Regions from separate parts of the Homo sapiens genome. Here all the other regions are linked to region 6. The links are chromatin contacts, found by Hi-C or POLR2A ChIA-PET in ENCODE. All regions are on one chromosome and are shown on one strand. Each heading gives the region's core, a stretch centred on a gene start or an enhancer-like site at or near the end of the contact. The rest is flanking DNA. Distances are from core to core; before and after follow the strand shown. Region 1 holds the start of TMEM126B (transmembrane protein 126B). Region 2 holds the start of HIKESHI (heat shock protein nuclear import factor hikeshi). Region 3 overlaps SYTL2 (synaptotagmin like 2). Region 4 holds the start of EED (embryonic ectoderm development). Region 5 has its middle 13 kb from the start of SYTL2. Region 6 holds the start of CTSC (cathepsin C).

What was found. Hi-C counts contacts between places; a loop is a spot of excess contacts on that map. ChIA-PET counts read pairs that join two places held with the same protein, here RNA polymerase II (POLR2A). Pooled maps may share reads with other maps.
Region 1: a loop to region 6 is called in a map of naive thymus-derived CD4-positive, alpha-beta T cell, with 8 times the contacts of the local background. The contact joins the promoter of TMEM126B here to the promoter of CTSC in region 6. A Hi-C loop is called at or near these places in 1 of 168 maps with a recorded cell type or tissue (naive thymus-derived CD4-positive, alpha-beta T cell) and 7 of 50 pooled maps. POLR2A ChIA-PET finds 5 or more read pairs at or near these places in 1 of 52 experiments (activated CD4-positive, alpha-beta T cell).
Region 2: a loop to region 6 is called in a map of naive thymus-derived CD4-positive, alpha-beta T cell, with 8 times the contacts of the local background. The contact joins the promoter of HIKESHI here to the promoter of CTSC in region 6. A Hi-C loop is called at or near these places in 2 of 168 maps with a recorded cell type or tissue (naive thymus-derived CD4-positive, alpha-beta T cell and posterior vena cava) and 8 of 50 pooled maps.
Region 3: a map of naive thymus-derived CD4-positive, alpha-beta T cell shows a loop between it and region 6 (8-fold over the local background). The contact joins the enhancer-like site here to the promoter of CTSC in region 6. A Hi-C loop is called at or near these places in 1 of 168 maps with a recorded cell type or tissue (naive thymus-derived CD4-positive, alpha-beta T cell) and 7 of 50 pooled maps. POLR2A ChIA-PET finds 5 or more read pairs at or near these places in 1 of 52 experiments (naive thymus-derived CD4-positive, alpha-beta T cell).
Region 4: a loop to region 6 is called in a map of natural killer cell, with 6 times the contacts of the local background. The contact joins the promoter of EED here to the promoter of CTSC in region 6. A Hi-C loop is called at or near these places in 1 of 168 maps with a recorded cell type or tissue (natural killer cell) and 6 of 50 pooled maps. POLR2A ChIA-PET finds 5 or more read pairs at or near these places in 1 of 52 experiments (T-cell).
Region 5: a loop to region 6 is called in a map of CD4-positive, alpha-beta T cell, with 15 times the contacts of the local background. The contact joins the enhancer-like site here to the promoter of CTSC in region 6. A Hi-C loop is called at or near these places in 1 of 168 maps with a recorded cell type or tissue (CD4-positive, alpha-beta T cell) and 5 of 50 pooled maps. POLR2A ChIA-PET finds 5 or more read pairs at or near these places in 1 of 52 experiments (activated T-cell).

What each region holds. Positions count from the first base shown.
Region 1 is chr11:85,627,343-85,630,042 of GRCh38, forward strand. It overlaps TMEM126B (transmembrane protein 126B), which reads left to right and starts at 1,251. Exons shown (of 5, transcript NM_018480.7): 1 at 1,251-1,346. The coding sequence starts at 1,266. It overlaps DLG2 (discs large MAGUK scaffold protein 2), which reads right to left and starts at 2. Exons shown (of 28, transcript NM_001142699.3): 1 at 1-2. RefSeq lists enhancers at 48-556, 429-588, 669-718, 859-1,048, 1,299-1,348 and 1 more.
Region 2 is chr11:86,300,846-86,303,545 of GRCh38, forward strand. It overlaps HIKESHI (heat shock protein nuclear import factor hikeshi), which reads left to right and starts at 1,395. Exons shown (of 5, transcript NM_016401.4): 1 at 1,395-1,633. The coding sequence starts at 1,604.
Region 3 is chr11:85,749,378-85,752,077 of GRCh38, forward strand. The region is part of intron 2 of SYTL2 (synaptotagmin like 2); the gene reads right to left. Among named protein-coding and RNA genes, the nearest start is that of SYTL2, 60 kb to the right of the region's middle. Within about 2 kb of position 1,379, at least 2 of the 41 ENCODE cell types and tissues checked have a DNase peak (open chromatin) inside an H3K27ac peak, as active enhancers do.
Region 4 is chr11:86,243,396-86,246,095 of GRCh38, forward strand. It overlaps EED (embryonic ectoderm development), which reads left to right and starts at 1,358. Exons shown (of 12, transcript NM_003797.5): 1 at 1,358-1,948. The coding sequence starts at 1,835. RefSeq lists enhancers at 811-1,341, 1,342-1,870.
Region 5 is chr11:85,822,630-85,825,330 of GRCh38, forward strand. It overlaps a transcript of SYTL2 not described here. Among named protein-coding and RNA genes, the nearest start is that of SYTL2, 13 kb to the left of the region's middle. Within about 2 kb of position 1,287, at least 2 of the 41 ENCODE cell types and tissues checked have a DNase peak (open chromatin) inside an H3K27ac peak, as active enhancers do.
Region 6 is chr11:88,336,293-88,338,992 of GRCh38, forward strand. CTSC (cathepsin C) reads right to left here and starts at 1,444. Exons shown (of 7, transcript NM_001814.6): 1 at 1,209-1,444. The coding sequence starts at 1,380. LOC101929174 (a long non-coding RNA gene) reads left to right here and starts at 1,592. Exons shown (of 5, transcript NR_188511.1): 1 at 1,592-1,764. RefSeq lists an enhancer at 1,160-1,439.

The DNA.
Region 1 (2,700 bases), core at 1-2,500, 2.7 Mb before region 6:
TTGAAAAAAAAGGAAAGCAATCCCTTGGCATGGAGACATTAAAGTGACAGTGCTACTCAATGGGCACTTGATGCAGGATGAGTTGGCGAAGCAGATTTCTTCACACTGGAGTCATTCACATCATGCCATCTCTTCGCATTCAAGCAGCTCCCTATCCGGCGAGGAAAAACACTGAGACTTCGAGAGAAGCCAAACCTTCCCCCAAAGGTGTTTTCAGAGACGCCGTAGTAGTATTAGACATGTAAGCATAAGCTATGTAAACGGTCCGCGATTTCCTAAATGAGAAAGTGCAGCTGCTTGGCTTTCACATCCACCTTTTCTCTCAATCTCTCTTCAAACTACCCACCTTCCTTTTGCAGAAAAGACAAGACATTTCTTTGCCACCGCTGGCCACCCCTGCCCAAGCCCCGTTCTTTTAGGGAAGAGCACTGAAATGTCCTGCACCCTCCACGCGATGAAGTGTTTCCTCAGGCAGGAGCAACAGCAGCACTAGAAATTATATAACTCTCGAATTTGGCTTCTGTAAGACATGGAGACTGGAGGGTCGGGGGTTGCCGGTCTGGGAGATACTGCTGGGCATTTAACGTGCACAAAACAGCGCCAGGCCTTGCAGTGCCCCCCACCCCGAGACACGGCTGACAAGTGGGTCTTCTCGCGGGGGTAGTGGGCAAATTTCTCTCCGGTCTCTTTCCAAGCGGGGCTAAAGGATGCAAATTGAGGGGACTACAGACTGGGGAGAGGAGTCAGACGGCTGAGAGGAGAGGAGGCTAGTCGGGGCTGCTCTGACGGCGCTGGGCGGCTGGTCCGGGGTTTGGAGGAGGAGGTGCCCGAGAAACAGAGCTTTAACACCACACAGGCCAGGGCAAAGGGGCGAGTTCCCTCAAGGACTGAAAGGGGCAGGCAGCTAGTTCCCAGCTGCCCTGAGGAGAGGCAGGAGCGCAGTAACATTACAACATTCGGGCCGCCCCATCTTTCCCGCAGGACGCGAAGAGATCAGGGAGCTAAGCTGATAAATAGTCAGGGAAGGAAATACTCGGCTGGCGAGGGGGGCAGGCCCACAGGCGCCTGGACCTCCTCTAAGCGAATAAGTGGCCGTAATTTCTAGACGCCGCGCCCAATCACAGTCAGGATGGAGGGCGCGGCTTTTGACTGAGTGGGGGCGGGCCCGGGCTGCAATCGAGAGGCGTTGAGCCGTAAATCAGCACCACTTCCCGCCCAGGGCGTTCTGGGTCCCCGCCCACCGGCAAGTCACATGAGCCACCAAAATGGTGGTGTTCGGGTATGAGGCTGGGACTAAGCCAAGGGATTCAGGTGTGGTGCCGGTGGGAACTGAGGAAGCGCCCAAGGTAGGCGGAAATCCGAAGTGGTATGGGGGGTGATTTCTGCACCTTCAAAGTGTTGGCAGACTCTTCTAAGATGATACCTTTAAAGGAGATTTGAAAAGTTAAAACAGCTCCCAAGTCCATGCAAGGAGCAGTCGATTAAGTCTCCAGTTGCTGTGGAAAGAGGCGGAGAGAACGTAGATGACCTAAATTCTAGTCCTCATTATCTGCAGTTTGTTTTCTCTTGTCTCCAGGCCTTTGCACAGGCTTTTTCTTCAACTTGGAGTATTTCCCTGCTTCTATCCGTCCCAACTCCCCTGCCAAACTGTTCTCTTTCGGTTATTGATTTAAATGTCACTTCTTCCGGGAAGCCTTCCCACGCTTCCTCTGGCTAGATTGTTTGCTTTTTCTTAGGTTGTTGGGTTTTTCGTTTATGTCACTCTCTCATTCTGTGTTTAAATTGCCAGCTTTTTTGTTCTGAACTCCCACTGCGTTGTGGATTCCTGAGGATGGGATGACTGTATCTTGATTACCCGGAGGTCTGGCATATACCACGTGCTCCCTAAATTATGAGCGAATGTTGAATAAAATTCTAAAGGTGAAATTTATTATTAGGTGAAAAATTTATTATTAGGTAAAATAATACACATGAAAGCACTACAAAACCGTTAGATGATTTGCAAACTATAAACCTACATAAATGCACTCTTACTGGTATAAGCGTGGTGACTAGTTGAGTGGCCTTAAGGGGGAAGGGGTGTAATGAAAGCACTGGAGTCTTTGACAGTGCCTTGCAAAGCTTAAGCACTCAAATATTTCCTGTGTTCTTTCCAGTATTTCAGTATTTGCTGTCCTGTAATCATAATCCTGGGTGTCTGTTTTCCCTATAGAGACTTTAGGGTGTAGACTAGGTAGGAGATTAGTAGAAGATATTGCCTGGAAGTTTGTTTTGTTTTTTGTTTTTGGTGGAAGGTGGAGGATTTCAATGAATTGGATGAGAGCAAAACAAAAATTTATCTATGGTTTATGGTTACTCATGTTATTGACGTCTGCCAAGACAGCAGATGTCTTAGTACAATAGATGGGTTAGGTATAGAATCTCCCTTAGATGTTACTATCCCTTATACTTTCCATTTGGGTGTCAGGGAGAGGGAAAAGATGTAAGTCTAGTCACTGAAAAATTGTAATTTGTAAAATATTTTACCTTTTTTTCCCCCTGCCCTCTCCAGAAATGTTACAGAAAAAGATTGAGTACATTTCTGCCATGATGCAGAGAAAGAAACTGGTCCATTATTACTCATTGTGTAACACCATAAGAAGGTTCAAAGGAGCTCATACCTTCTGTATGTTGATGCCAGGAACTGTGTATAATGAACTG
Region 2 (2,700 bases), core at 145-2,644, 2.0 Mb before region 6:
GAAAATTAGTTAGGAAAGGCAATAATGCTAAATATTAACATTTATTGAGTAAGCTACATTCTGGCCACTATTGAGTACTTTACGTGTAAGAACCCTCAAAACAACTTTATGAGGTAGATACTACTATTACTTCATTTTAAAGATGGGGAAAAGGAGGTATGGGAGTGTTAGGTTAACTTGCCTGAGATTATGTAACTAATAAATGGCAGAGATGGGCTCTGAACCCAGGTAGTGTGGGTGCCTTAATTTATGAAGTGGTCTTCATATGAATGGCCTTTTTATTCTGAAGGTTCTAGGACTTTTTAGATAGTAAGTTGGAAACATTGGTAGATCCTTTCCTACCTCTTCACCTTTGGCACAGCTATCTCAAAGGAGTATCGGTGATAAGATAGGTGATCAGTTTAGGGATCCACAGTGGAGGCCAGAGGACTGTTCCAAACACTGATCCCCCATATATAAACTGAGAACTGGGAAGACAGACCTGCTTTACGGCTGGTGGCCAAGCTCAGATATTTCAAATTGGACAGAGACCCTTTACTATCCTATTCAAGAAGAAAAGGAATTGGAGCTGTGAAAGGGAGAATAAGTATTGGTGGCAATCGGTACTTAATGCCAGTATTTTTTTTTTTTTTTTTGGCTATTGTTTTGTATTTCCTATGAAACTTTTCTGCAGATCCACATAGAAAAAAAATAGACATTTTTACAATAAAACTCCCACTAATTAAGCACAGCCAAGCACTGTTTTAAGTGTTTTATACATATTAGCTCATTTAATCCTCACAGCAACCCTAGGCAATAGGCTCATTATTTGTCTTTTGCAAAGGAGGGGCACTGAAGCACAAAGACATCTACAACTCGTCCACAATTGTACAGCAAATGAATGGGAGAACTAAGTGAAGCTGGAAAGAACTACTATAAATTGTAGACAAGTACAAAACAATTGGTTAAAGATTAATACTTCTGAGACACTGTGTAGCAGAAAGAAACCCGGATTTGGATTAGGACTTGAATTCAGCCTCCAACATTTACTGCTGTGTAAAGATTTGAGGCTGATCACTCCTATAAAATTTGGATTATAATACTTACCTCATAGGGTTTTTGTAAAGATCTAGTGACGTGATTATTGTAAAAGTGCACCGTTAATCTCTCAGATGTCACAGAAACGTTAGAAGCATCTCTTCCCAGGATTGTACATGGAAATGAAGGATCCACAGATTTTGTGGCTATAAAACACCCGGACTACCGATCCCAGTGTGCAAAGCCTCCAGGCTTACCTTCCCGGAAACTGGCGCGGTGCCCTCTGGGACTTGTTCTGGGACTTGTAGTCTTGTACTGGCGCTGGCCCGCCTTTCTTCCTTAGTGGGGAAAACCGGGTGTAAGCCCCGGAAGTACTTGTTGCCTGAGCAGTGGGCTGCTTAGGAAGAGAAGGTCAGAGTTCGCGGGGGCAGAGGCATTCTTGCCGCTGGCCCAGTCACTATGTAGTGGAGGGGCAGACACCCTCCCGCAAATTCTGGAAGGTTCTTAGTCTCGACTAGGGCAGTAGCCCCAGGACTCCTAGTCGCCGGCTTCAGGTCACTGCCGGCTGAACGGAGCTGCCGTCGCCATGTTTGGCTGCTTGGTGGCGGGGAGGCTGGTGAGGATGGGACCGGGTGATATCAGGAAGGGGTCAGGATACCGAGGGCGAAGCCCTACGGCAGGGAGGGTGCGCAGGCGCTAGGGATGCGGGGAAGCCCACTTATTATATTTTGGGTGGGTATGTGAGGATGGAGCGTGGGAAGCTGGGTGCTCTCCTTTGCCCAGCTCTATTCAGATTCTTTCGAATAGTAGTCACAGTATAAGTTGGCATTTATTAAGTGTGCATTTTGTACCAAGTACTGGGCTAAGTGCAATGCACGCCTTTGGTCACTCAGCCTTATGTGTGGCGCTTATTTGGCACTTTGAACTTAATCCTCATAACTCGTGAGATGGTCTTTATCTTTGACATTTTGCAGTTACAGAACTAAGTTCAATCGCCAGTATAAATACCTTCTTTATTAACTTGAGGTAGAGGTGAATTTGGGATTGAATTTGGTCTATAGCAAACTGTTTTTCAAAGATTAAGGTGCTCAGGGAATGTATATCTTTTGGGTCCCTTTGGAAGAACCCGAGTAAAAATAAGCTTAATTTAATTGGAAGTTGGCTGAAACTTAACGTGTGAGCCGTATCTGAGATAACCAGAGAAGGATGCGAGTAGTGTGTTTCCTTATGGGTCAAAATAGATAACTTACCTTGCCAAATTGTTAGAGTAAATGAGAACAGCACCTGGAATTCTTTAGGAATAATCTGGAAGGTGAATCTTGTTTGTTTCCTTAGAAACCACACAGACATCAATTTTCAGGCCTGATTCCTTTCCCCTAGAAGTATTTTTCCTTCTTTTTTCTCCTGGCTTTTTAAAATGTTGCAGTCCCTTTGCTGAATTGTCTTTTTTTCCCATCAAGTTTTGATAATGTATTGTATTCTGTACATATACAGTTCTAAGAAGCCAGAAAGATAAGTTGGAGATGACTAGCCTCATAAAGTTTGTCTCTTGAATGACTGGGAGACCCCTGTGGTGATGGTGGTAATTCATAATCCTGGTGAGATAATTTTGCCCTGCTCTTAATAGGGAAAAAGGACAAACCTGGAATGATTGTGTGACTCAGACGAGTGAGTGTTATTAAT
Region 3 (2,700 bases), core at 129-2,628, 2.6 Mb before region 6:
TCATACAAACTAATATGCACTCTTCCTCAATTAGCAAATCAAAGTGCTTCAGGCAGAGAATGTGAATGGGCCAAGGTGGTAGCAGCGCTGCATGTAAGGGTTGCACACAGGCATACCTGGGAGTGGGAAAAAGAGGGGGAGCAGTTATCCCAGGTCTAGCAAGAATGTCTCCTCTCTCCCAAGCGTGCCTGGAGAGTGTCCTTCCACCCAGAGTAAACTCTTACAGGAACTTCCTCTCTTTGTCATGACAGCCCCATCTATAAACCCTAACAGGGAGAGCATCATTGCTTCATAGTTCTCAGTCAGCAACGATATCATGGTTTTTATTAAATGTTCCTAATGGTTTGACACTGCTTTCAACACTGTTTTCAGCAGAGCAAACAACTGCTGGACTGTTGGTGAACCTTTGCCTTCTCCTCCCAAAAGGACCAAGTTTGAGTTCAATTCCAGAATGGAGAAGTTCTTCTACTTCTCCCTGGTGAGTTCCTGGGGGCAGGGTCTGTACTCAATACATCTTTGTTTAGTGTCTGGAAAATACGGGGTATTTATTCAGATCTTGCAGAGTGGAGGAATATCAGATGAGGCTCCTGACCACCTAAAAAGGCTTCAGGTTACCTTTTCAGATTCATTTTTCCAGCACTCACGCCCATACCCCACTTGCCAGCAGGCTCAGCTTCTTACAATTCTCCAGTGCTCTTCTGTGACCTCTGTAGATGACAGAGGCAGGAAGTTGTGGCAGAAAGACTCTGGGTTTTCAAGGCTCCCCAAATTACATCCAAATCTCAGTTCTGACCCTTCCTAGATGGGATCTTGGACAGTTTACCAAACTCCTCTAAGCTTTAGTCTCCTTGTTTTTAAGGATCAGGGAAAATAAGACCTACCCTCCAGGACTTCTGAGATGATTGAGATGTTTAACTGAAAGTACTTAGTACTGCCTAGATCTTGGTACAAGGCCAGTTAATGTGAAGTCTCATGGGATGTCTTTCCCTCACTTCTCTGTCCAGCCCGTTGCTCCTCATCCTTCAAATCCAGCTCAAACACTGCCTCACTGGGAAGCTTTCCCTAACTCAGGAGGGCACAGTTATTACAGTTTCTCCTTTTCCATTGCTCCCACAGCACCTCCACTTCAGTCCTTACTATATCATATTCCAGTGATCTGTTTGCACATCTGTTGTACTCACTAACCTGTGGTCTTTGCAAACTCCTTGAAAGTGAGGACTATGTCTTAACCACCTTTGTAATGCCAGCACCTAGCACGGAGCCTGGAACAGAGCTGATACCCAATAACTGTCTGTTGAGTGAATAAATCAAAGAACAAATAAACGCTCAGCAGCCATCCTGAGTCAGGCAAGAGATCAAGAAGATCCTGTCACTGCTGTGATTAAGTGAACCTCAGACCCCATCACAATGAATGGTGTCTCCTCCTGATGCAGCAGGACATGCTCATCTCTCATCAGAACAGGAAAAAACATCATGAAATGTGGTGTCGGTCAGCATTCTTGTTGAAGGAGGCCACAAACCCTTATAGCAGAACAACACCCAATTTCTTTTCATAAGATTGTTTATTTTTGTTTTTCAACTAAAATGCACTTTGTGGGGATTCTTGTGCAACCCTTGATCTGTTCCTGCCTAAATGACTGTCTGTAAGCCCACGATCAATGCACAATGAGCACAGGTTTTGCATCGACTCCCTGAAACACATGGTCCCTACAAAGGCTGATAGCCATTATAGTAAGGAAAGGGTTTCTGGCTCACTTGTTTTAAAGTGGCAAAAGAACAGGAAATTCTTTCAAATGTAGTTAAGTGCCACTTACATATTTCCTTACATGACTATCACTACTAGGTTTAATAATCAACTTCTTTTTCTATCTTAGTCACTTGTACTATTTCGTAGATAAATCCATATGTATAACATCAAAGTTTTGTAAAGATGTAGATCATTTTTAGAATCCCACTATCTAGTGCTGCTGTTAAAATCTTCTCGTTTTCCAGCCCACGTTCATCTCTCATTTTTTTCTGAACTCTAATTACATCAACAAAATGAGCATTTGATTCTCTAATTATCGTACCATCTAGATGAAGAGAGAAAGGGGTAAGTTTCTTGGGACTGACATTTATCCTTTACCATCCTCTCCACACACACACGTTATGTTTAGCAGAGAGTTAAGTAGAGAGAAGACGCTCAGTAAACACCGGTGGGCTGGTGGGCAGAAGTGAGGGCTGAAGAAGAGCACTCAATCCAGAAAGTACACTGGCCTGCTGGCCTCCCAGGTGGGATGTCCTGGTCATTCTCTCGTTCATTCTCCCATTCCTTCAGCTAGCACACAGTATCTGCTTTGTGCTGAACCACACATCTGACACTTAACAAGCCTCTTATCATTTCATCCTTACAATTTCACCATGCTGTTCAAAGAATTTCATCCATTTCAAAAGATGGCCATTTTACCTCTTCTGTATGCTAAAAGCCATATCTAAACCCTGTCTGGCTATTTGTTCACTGACTCATTAATTCCCATACCAGCCATCTGCTTCAAATTGGACATTAAAAATTCTATCTACAGCCCTAACTGTCAATGTCAACTCCTTTTCATGCCAAGAGTGTGAGCACTTACAGAGGAAAGCCAGAAGAGCAGAAATGCCCTCTGGGCTGGATTCAACACATTTGCCCTCAGCCTACCCCTTTTCTCCTTGTGCTCACTT
Region 4 (2,700 bases), core at 108-2,607, 2.1 Mb before region 6:
ACTCCAGTCTCATCTCTTCTCACCAACTGAGGAGTGCTTAGTAGTGCCTGGAACATTGGAAGTACTGAACAAATGACTGCCGTCATTGAGACCTCAACTTTAATTTTTTTTCGGCTTCTTTATTTCAAAGTCTTCACTGCAGAAACCTCTCATTCTGACCTGCCTTTGCTTTACTTCCTTTTCTCATTCTCAACCAAGAGTTCTCTCTTTATCTACAAAAGAAAGAGTGACTTGCAATCTGCAGATAAGGAAACTGATGTCCTGGTTATAAAGTTATCATGCAGAAATAATTCAAGTATACTAGAATTTTATGGATGGTGCACTCTAGGTGGGTAATGAGGTCTAGAAGAGAAAAGATATACAACATCAAGCAGGTGCCCAAGAAATGGTAGGTCCCTTTCTCCCTTCCTGCCTCCTCATTTTTACAGATGAGGACATTTTTACAGAAGCCCGAATAGATAAGTAGTCACAATCATGTTCTAAGAAAAACAAAAAAAAGGTGGCGGATGCCGTATTTTATTTTTCGTCATCACTCTCCTTTTCCTGCTGCTCATTCAGTTATGGTTTCATGACCCATATAATAATTCCACAAGGCTCACCAATGTTATCTGGCACCTGCTAGAGAATAGATATAGTAACAGAGGCAAATATTTTGGTGAAGTTTAACAGTTGTGTTGCCTTCTAGAATTTCATTGTATCTGATGTGCAAAAACAAGCAAAACATTGTCGGTTAAGTATCACAATCTCATAATGGAGATGAGCACTGATTCTTAGGCCTTGGCGTAGTTCAGGGCCTATCCTTTAGCAGCTAAAAAGAGCACTTTGGCTGTAACTCATTGGAGTCTAGTCTCATAATGTTAGGATATTTCTATTTAAGTCTTAACCACTATTGGTAGCAACTGGAAGGATAATCATTCATTACAATAAATAGTCAACAGAATAAATATCCGACAAGAATTTACGAAGCGTCTAGAGTATAATTCGGTAGCGCTTTGAAATCCACCCTGGGATTCGGAAACCGGGTAGAAAACTACCTGGTTCAGCAAACGAGAATTCAAACAGAGGAGGGGCTTGGAGGAGGCGGGTTTCGACGAACCCAGCGCAAGAGTACGCCACGGCGCCTGCGCATCCCCTGACGGGTACTTTCCATTCGCCAGATGGGGGAAGCCAGGGGGAAGCAGGTTACTGTTTTTGCATTTCTATCTTCAAGGAAGAATTAGGTTATGAATAGTTCCGTGAATAGTCAGGAAGCGCTGTCCTCCAAGTTCAAGATTAAGGAAACGTGGCATGCACAGCTAAAGCAAGAGGTGACGTCTTGTATCTTCCCCCGTTTCCTGGGACATTGGTGGTGTAGCCCATTCCACAGACTTTCGCTCCCTAGCAGCGGGTCGGAGATCGAAGGAACGGGCCAATTGCGGCTGAAACGTCTTTGGAAGGAGGAAGGGGGTGAGGGAGCATCCCTTTGAGTTTCGCCTCTTCTCGAGGCGGTGGTGGGAAGGGAGACATACTTAATACTGCCCTCTTAATCCAACGGACCTTACATCGTGTAGACTGCCGGGAGGGCGGCGGGAAAAGGGCAAGACGGGAGTTGGGGAAGGGAAGGAGCCAGGAAGCCGCGCGGGAGGGCGCGCGCGCGCGCCCCTTTTTCAGCAGTGTGGCGGGGTCGCACGCACGCCCGCCTCGGCGGCTGGGCGCGATTTGCGACAGTGGGGGGGGCGGTGGAGGTGGCGGCGGCAGCGGCAACTTTGCGGCAAGCTCGGGCCGGGCTTGCTTGACGGCGGTGTGGCGGAGGCCCCGCCCCAGGCGGCAGGAACCTGGAGGGAGGCGGAGGAATATGTCCGAGAGGGAAGTGTCGACTGCGCCGGCGGGAACAGACATGCCTGCGGCCAAGAAGCAGAAGCTGAGCAGTGACGAGAACAGCAATCCAGACCTCTCTGGAGACGAGAATGTAAGTGCAGCTTCTGGCAGTTACGAGACTGCGGAGTGAAAGTTTTAAATTCTTTTAAAACGGGGGGCGCGGGGACGAGCGGGCTGCTGTGGGGGGAGGGAGAGGTGTCACTCAGGAAAACGCGGGCGTGCGGGAGAAAATTGAAATTGCCTACGGGGATTTTGATGTGGGGCCGAGAGCAAGCAGGAACTAGGCAAAGGAGAGTGGTTCTAGTGATTGCGTGGGTCTGAGAAGTCTGCCCTGAAATCAGTTTGCATGTGATGGGGAGTGTTTTGGCCTTTGGGGGGATTTAAGGGGAGAGTGCGGGTCTGAGATTCTAGTAGTTTAAAAGGCACGTTAGAGACTTTTCTAAGAAAGTTGGAAGGACGGGGCAGAGTTAGGGACCCTGTTAAAGGAGCGTAAGGGTTGTCACTCTAAGACCCTTGTGGAATTTTCAGGATGGAAAGTGATCTTCGATTTGCGGAGTTTGGGAGACTTTATTAAAGGGGGTTTTGTGTCCGCCTCCGTCCTGTCCGCGGAGACCGGGTGCGCCTGAAGGTCGCCTTTTCTGTAGGAGGAGCCGAATTGAGAGGATCGATTTTTGATTTGGGGGTGGGGAGTGACTACCTTTGAGGAAGTAAGAGTGGGTGATTTCTTCTTTGAACGTTTTTACTTAAGATAAAGGTGAGGGGGGTGGCGACCTGGAAGATTTTGGGCAACAGTGGTATAGGCAGATGTATTTAAGTGTGGGTTCCTGGCTTCGCCAAGTGCGC
Region 5 (2,701 bases), core at 37-2,536, 2.5 Mb before region 6:
AGAAACTATAGCTGTGCTCAGATTGGGATAGATCTGGCCATTAGCTAGGGGAAGTAGTAGATAAAGACAAGAAGGAATCCCAAGGAAAGTATTTAGGGACAAAGGCAAGAAGAGGAATCCACAGTCAGGCCAAAGAAGTATCAATCCAAAGAGCCTGGCAGAGAGGACGGACAAGCTGACAGGGAGTAGGACCGTAACTAACGCCAACATTAAGGAACAAGTGCATGCAAAAGGGAGGATGGAGGTGCAAAAAGCAATGACTTCCCAAGCAAGCACTTGAATATGGAGACAGGGCCTCCTTGTAGGCCTCTGAGTGTGAAGAGAATGGTAAGGTCGCCATGCTGGCTTAAACACTTGGACCTAACCTTGTGGCTGTGACTAAGCCCTCAGGCATTATCATGGAACATTGGTTGCTTTCACCACAATCCAGCCTAGTCCCAGCCTCCTCCCTCTTGCCACCCTCCTTCATTTATTCACTTACTCAACTAACAAACATTTGAGCCTCCACTAGAATATAAGTTCCATGCAGGCAGAAACATTGTCTTTTTCATCATTTTAAGGCTTAAAATCCAAAGCAGTTTCTGACACATAGTAGGCACTGGATATATTTGTAGAATGAATAAATAATTGATGAGTGTTTGGGAAATGTGCTGAGTCCTAGATTATCTTCTAGTGTGCCAATAGCCTTAAATAGAATATCAAGTACATGTTGCCGGCTGACATTCACCAACAGTAAAATTCAAGATTTTAGTAGTCTAGCAGCTGCCAGCTTGCACAGTCTTCAGTCAGATACTTTCTACATTAAGATCATTTACAAATTTCTAAGGCAAGAAATAGCATGTGGACTTGAAAGAAGGTAAAGATATAGTTTACCCATTATGCTTTATATTAGTACTTTAATCCACTTTTAAAACATCTAAAATGTACTAATTTATTTCCCTTTTTGTTTCTTTAAGTTTCCTATTTTTAAAACACTTGTGGTCAATTCTATCAATACTACTAAGTATCCGTTACTGGGTTGAAAGGAATTTTCCATAGAAAAATGCCTGGAAATTGCCAAAATTATACAGTCAAAAATTATAGAGTTGGACCACAAGACCTTTTATACTTGAGTGGAATACCAAAAAGAAAATATTGATGCAAAGCTTTAAGATTTTACTCCGGGTTACTTCTTAAGGCACTAGCTCAAATAACACTCAAAAGTTTTCAAGATGCATGTAAACTCTACGTAAGCTCCAGTCATCTATGTGCTGACTACAGGATGCTGTGGTTAGTCAGGTTGAACTTCCATCAGCCACCTTCATGTTCAGAGTAAACAAGTAACAATTCTGGGACTTGCAAAGAAACCATGGGAAACCCTGAATGGGACTTTAACTTTGAATTAAAGGAAACCACAGGCCACCACACTGCCACCCATGAACATGTTTACATTTTGTCTGAGTGCGGGTGAGTGCAAATGGAGTCTCAGTGACTTACAGAGCACTGTTTTAACTATGATGTGGTTAAAACAGTCTAATAATATAACTCCTCCAGCAGGCTGCTGAGTAGTATATGCTGGGGCCTCAGCAATACAGACAGAGGTGGGGAAGAAGATTGGAGAGGTTAGGATCAGAGCATCCAGCTGACATTAAACTACAGGGTCTGAAGGTCCACGGCAAACTTGGGTTTGTGCAGGATGGGTATTACTGACTGTTGGGTGTGTGTGAGGAGGGAAGGAACATTTATACAAGCAGGAGGCATCATTCAAAATGACATACCATCCACAGAAGATTTACCTAAGATCAGCTTTATGATCATCTTCCTTGAGGATTAGAATGTGAAAGAAAGGATCAGCCTGGGTATGGTTTATAGAATTTCACTGAAGATTTCCCACTAAAAGTCACACTGAGTGTCTTGGGGTAGAATGGTTTGTATTGAGTAACAGAAAATATTGCAATGGTCAGTGAGAACTGGCAATTATACATTTCTCAATTCCTATTTCTAAATTCTGCCATTCTAAAATAAAATAGTTGAGGCCATAGCAAAGATTTCTCCTTTTCCCTGTCCTCCAGGAAAACTAAATGAGTAAGGGAGCCAATAGAAAGTAAGCTCCTTGCTTGCTTGAGAAGCAGGTCCTGCTTAGCAGGGCAGGGGAAAAGAAAGTGCGGGCACTAGGAGAAGTCAAAGCCATGACCACAGAGGAGAGCTGCTATGGCCTGTGTAACATTTATCCTGCGAAGACGACTCCTCCAGAATCTATCCCACCCTTTCTGCTCTCCCTAGAGCGCTGGCAGAGAGACTAGCACAGCTGAGATAGGGTTTGGGACAAGCCACTTCAGGAGCTCCACTAGCTGCTACGTCCATCCCTAGGAAAAGGATGTCTGGATCATTAGTGCATTGCCCTGGGTTAAGAGGCTGGAGAATGAATGCTGCATAAATCAGTGTCACTTCCTTCTTTGTTCACTACGCCTAATACATAGCTTACTTATGTTTTGAAGTGCCTGATGCTGAGTGTGCAGCTCTAAAGGACCATGAGTTGGGAGGCCGAGGCGGGCGGATCACGAGGTCAGGAGATCGAGACCATCCCGGCTAAAACGGTGAAACCCCGTCTCTACTAAAAATACAAAAAATTAGCCGGGCGTAGTGGCGGGCGCCTGTAGTCCCAGCTACTTGGGAGGCTGAGGCAGGAGAATGGCGTGAACCCGGGAGGCGGAGCTTGCAG
Region 6 (2,700 bases), core at 194-2,693:
TACTTTGGGAGGCCGAGGCGGGCGGATCACGAGGTCAGGAGATGGAGACCATCCTGGCTAACACAGTGAAACCCGTCTCTACTAAAAATACAAAATATTAGCCGGGCGTGGTGGCATGTGCCCGTAATCCTAGCTACTCGGGAGACTGAGGCAGGAGAATCGCTTAAACCCGGGAGGCGGAGGTTGCAGTGAGCCGAGATCCCGCCACTGAACTACAGCCTGGGTGACAGAGCAAGACTCCATTCTCAAAAAAAAAAAAAAAAAAGTTACAATGTTCAGGATTATGAAATGCTATACAGTCAGTTAAAAAGGTATTTCTTTAGTAACAAATGACTTAATCTTTGTTCTGTTGACAAGAAAATTATAGCTGATTTTTTACTGACTCTGCAGAAGTCACAGGCTGTAAGAGGGTTTGGGTAGACCACAGTGTGACTCTTCTAACTAGTGATTGTCTTTTTTCCACCCCACCCCCTTCACTAGGTTCTTTGTTCTAGGGGTAACCATGTTATCTGAAGGCATATGGAATATCTCCAGTATGTTCAAACACTAGGTATTTATTGAGAGCCTTCCATGAGCCAAACATTGTGCAGACTCTGGGCATTTCTAATTACTAGGTTCAGAGTTAAGTTTTCTTTGTTATTAATTTTTTAAAAAATTTTTACCTCCTTGCAATGCATGAAACAATGCAGAGTGGTACTAGCCGTTTTCTAGTACTCATCAACACCCGCTCAAACCAAAATCGCTGGGCAGAAAGTCCCTTTCCCACCATCTAACAAAAAGAGAAAACTTCATGCTATATCCTCGAGAGTCTCTGAGCTCATCTATCTTCACTAGTAAAATAGTAATAAAAAATAAAAATAAATTTTAAAAATAACGCTACCAGATCGGACTGGAGAACCAAACGATTGCAGTTCCCAAGTCTCTCTCAAAGCAAACAAAATTAAGCGGGAGGAATAAAAAAGTTCTTGATCAAAGTGTTGAGTCCCCAAGATAACCAAGAAAGTGTGGAGTTAGAAGTTCTCAGCAGATGAACTTTAACTTCGCGAGCCTGGCGGGGAAGAAGGTCCCCAAGGGTCCCCGAATCCAGTCAAGATGCTCTGGCCACCCACAAGCGTCTGCCTGGGGGGAAGCGGTAGTTGGCGTGGCGCTGCGTTAGGGGCTCAAGGGCAGAAAGGACGACCCGGAGGACTGCCGAGCCGGCGGCTTACCCATAACCGAGCAGTTGACATCGCGCTGGGAACCGCTGGAGCCCACCTGGAAGACCCAGGTGCCCAGCAGGTCAAGATAGGTGCAGTTGGCAGGTGTGTCGCAGCGCACGGCGCCGTCGCCGGAGAGAAGCAGCAGGAGGGCGGCGAGCAGCAAGGAGGGCCCAGCACCCATGCTGCAGGGAGCTGAGAAAAGAGGTGAAGAATTACCAGGAAGCCGAGCGCTGCGGGCTAGCGGTGAGTCCACCACGAGGCGCGCGCCTTGAAATAGCTACGCCGGCCCGGAAACCCGTGGGCGGGGTCACTGAGCAGCAGGGGATTGGGGGTTGGGCGCCAGGCGCGTGCGCGTCTCTGAAACGGGGACTTGGGAGCGCGCGCTGCCCCTCACTTGGCTGCAACTGGACCCAGAACTAGGGAAGAGGCCAGGGACAGATTTTTTTTTTTTATTTTTATTTTTTTTGCCGAGGGACGTTTCAAAATTTTGCACGGCCAGGGTGACAAAAAGAGGATTTAAGAGCCACAAGCGGTCCGCACATGACCCAGACTTCGTTCCTGTGCGGTAACGTAGGGAGAGAAGGAAAGGGTGTGGGGGGAATAAGGGAGTGGGTCAGGTGAAAGAGCGCGACAGAGGGAGAGATCTAGCAAGTGGAGTTCTGTTTTACTTGCTATTCTTCCCCTTTAGTCTTTTTTCTCAGGTCCACTTGCCTCATAACCAACTTCTTGTTTTTTCCTCTGAAAAACTTCGCTAGCTAACATCAACTATTCCAGCTGTTTGAGAACTTATCTTCCTTCCGTTTTCCAACTCTTCCTACTTTTTTATGTGCTTGATTTTGTTTTGTTTCCTGGTAAATGCTGTTTGCCTGTTTGCATTCAGCAGAATTCAGTTTTTGTGCAAACCTGCAGTTTTGATGTATTAGCGTTGTGGGGGTTTTCCCTCTGGCACGCACACACATGGCGCTCTCAGAGATGATATTGCTCAACCCCTTTTATGTTACAGAGGAAAAGCAAGAGGCCCAGAGAGAGGAAGCGGCTTGCCCAGGGTGAGAAGGGTGAGGAAGGAAGCTAGCCAATGGGAGAAGGCTGGTCTTATGAACCGTTCTAGTGTGTCAGTCTGATCGCCAAAAATTATTAGGTGGCACTATTTCCAGGTGCCTCCTTGCTCAGTTTAAGTATCACCCTTTTCCGTAAGAGCCTCCCGTTCTTTCCTGGCTTTTGTTGGTAATTGGGGCTCCTTTCTCCCACTGAGCCTACTAGGTGTCAGGCCCTGTGGACACAGTGATGAACAAGACAGACCTGATGTGTCCCCGTTTTCTTTGGGATATGAATTTTTGCCCCCTTTGCACTGGTCACAAATCAATATTCATATGTCCATTTTTTTTCCACCAGATTATAAACATTCAAAGAGAGCAGGTCCAAATTATTCACTTATATCTCCCTAGATTCTGGTTTATTCAGAAAGTGTCCTTGAGTGTTAAAATAAGTGTACTTAATATTC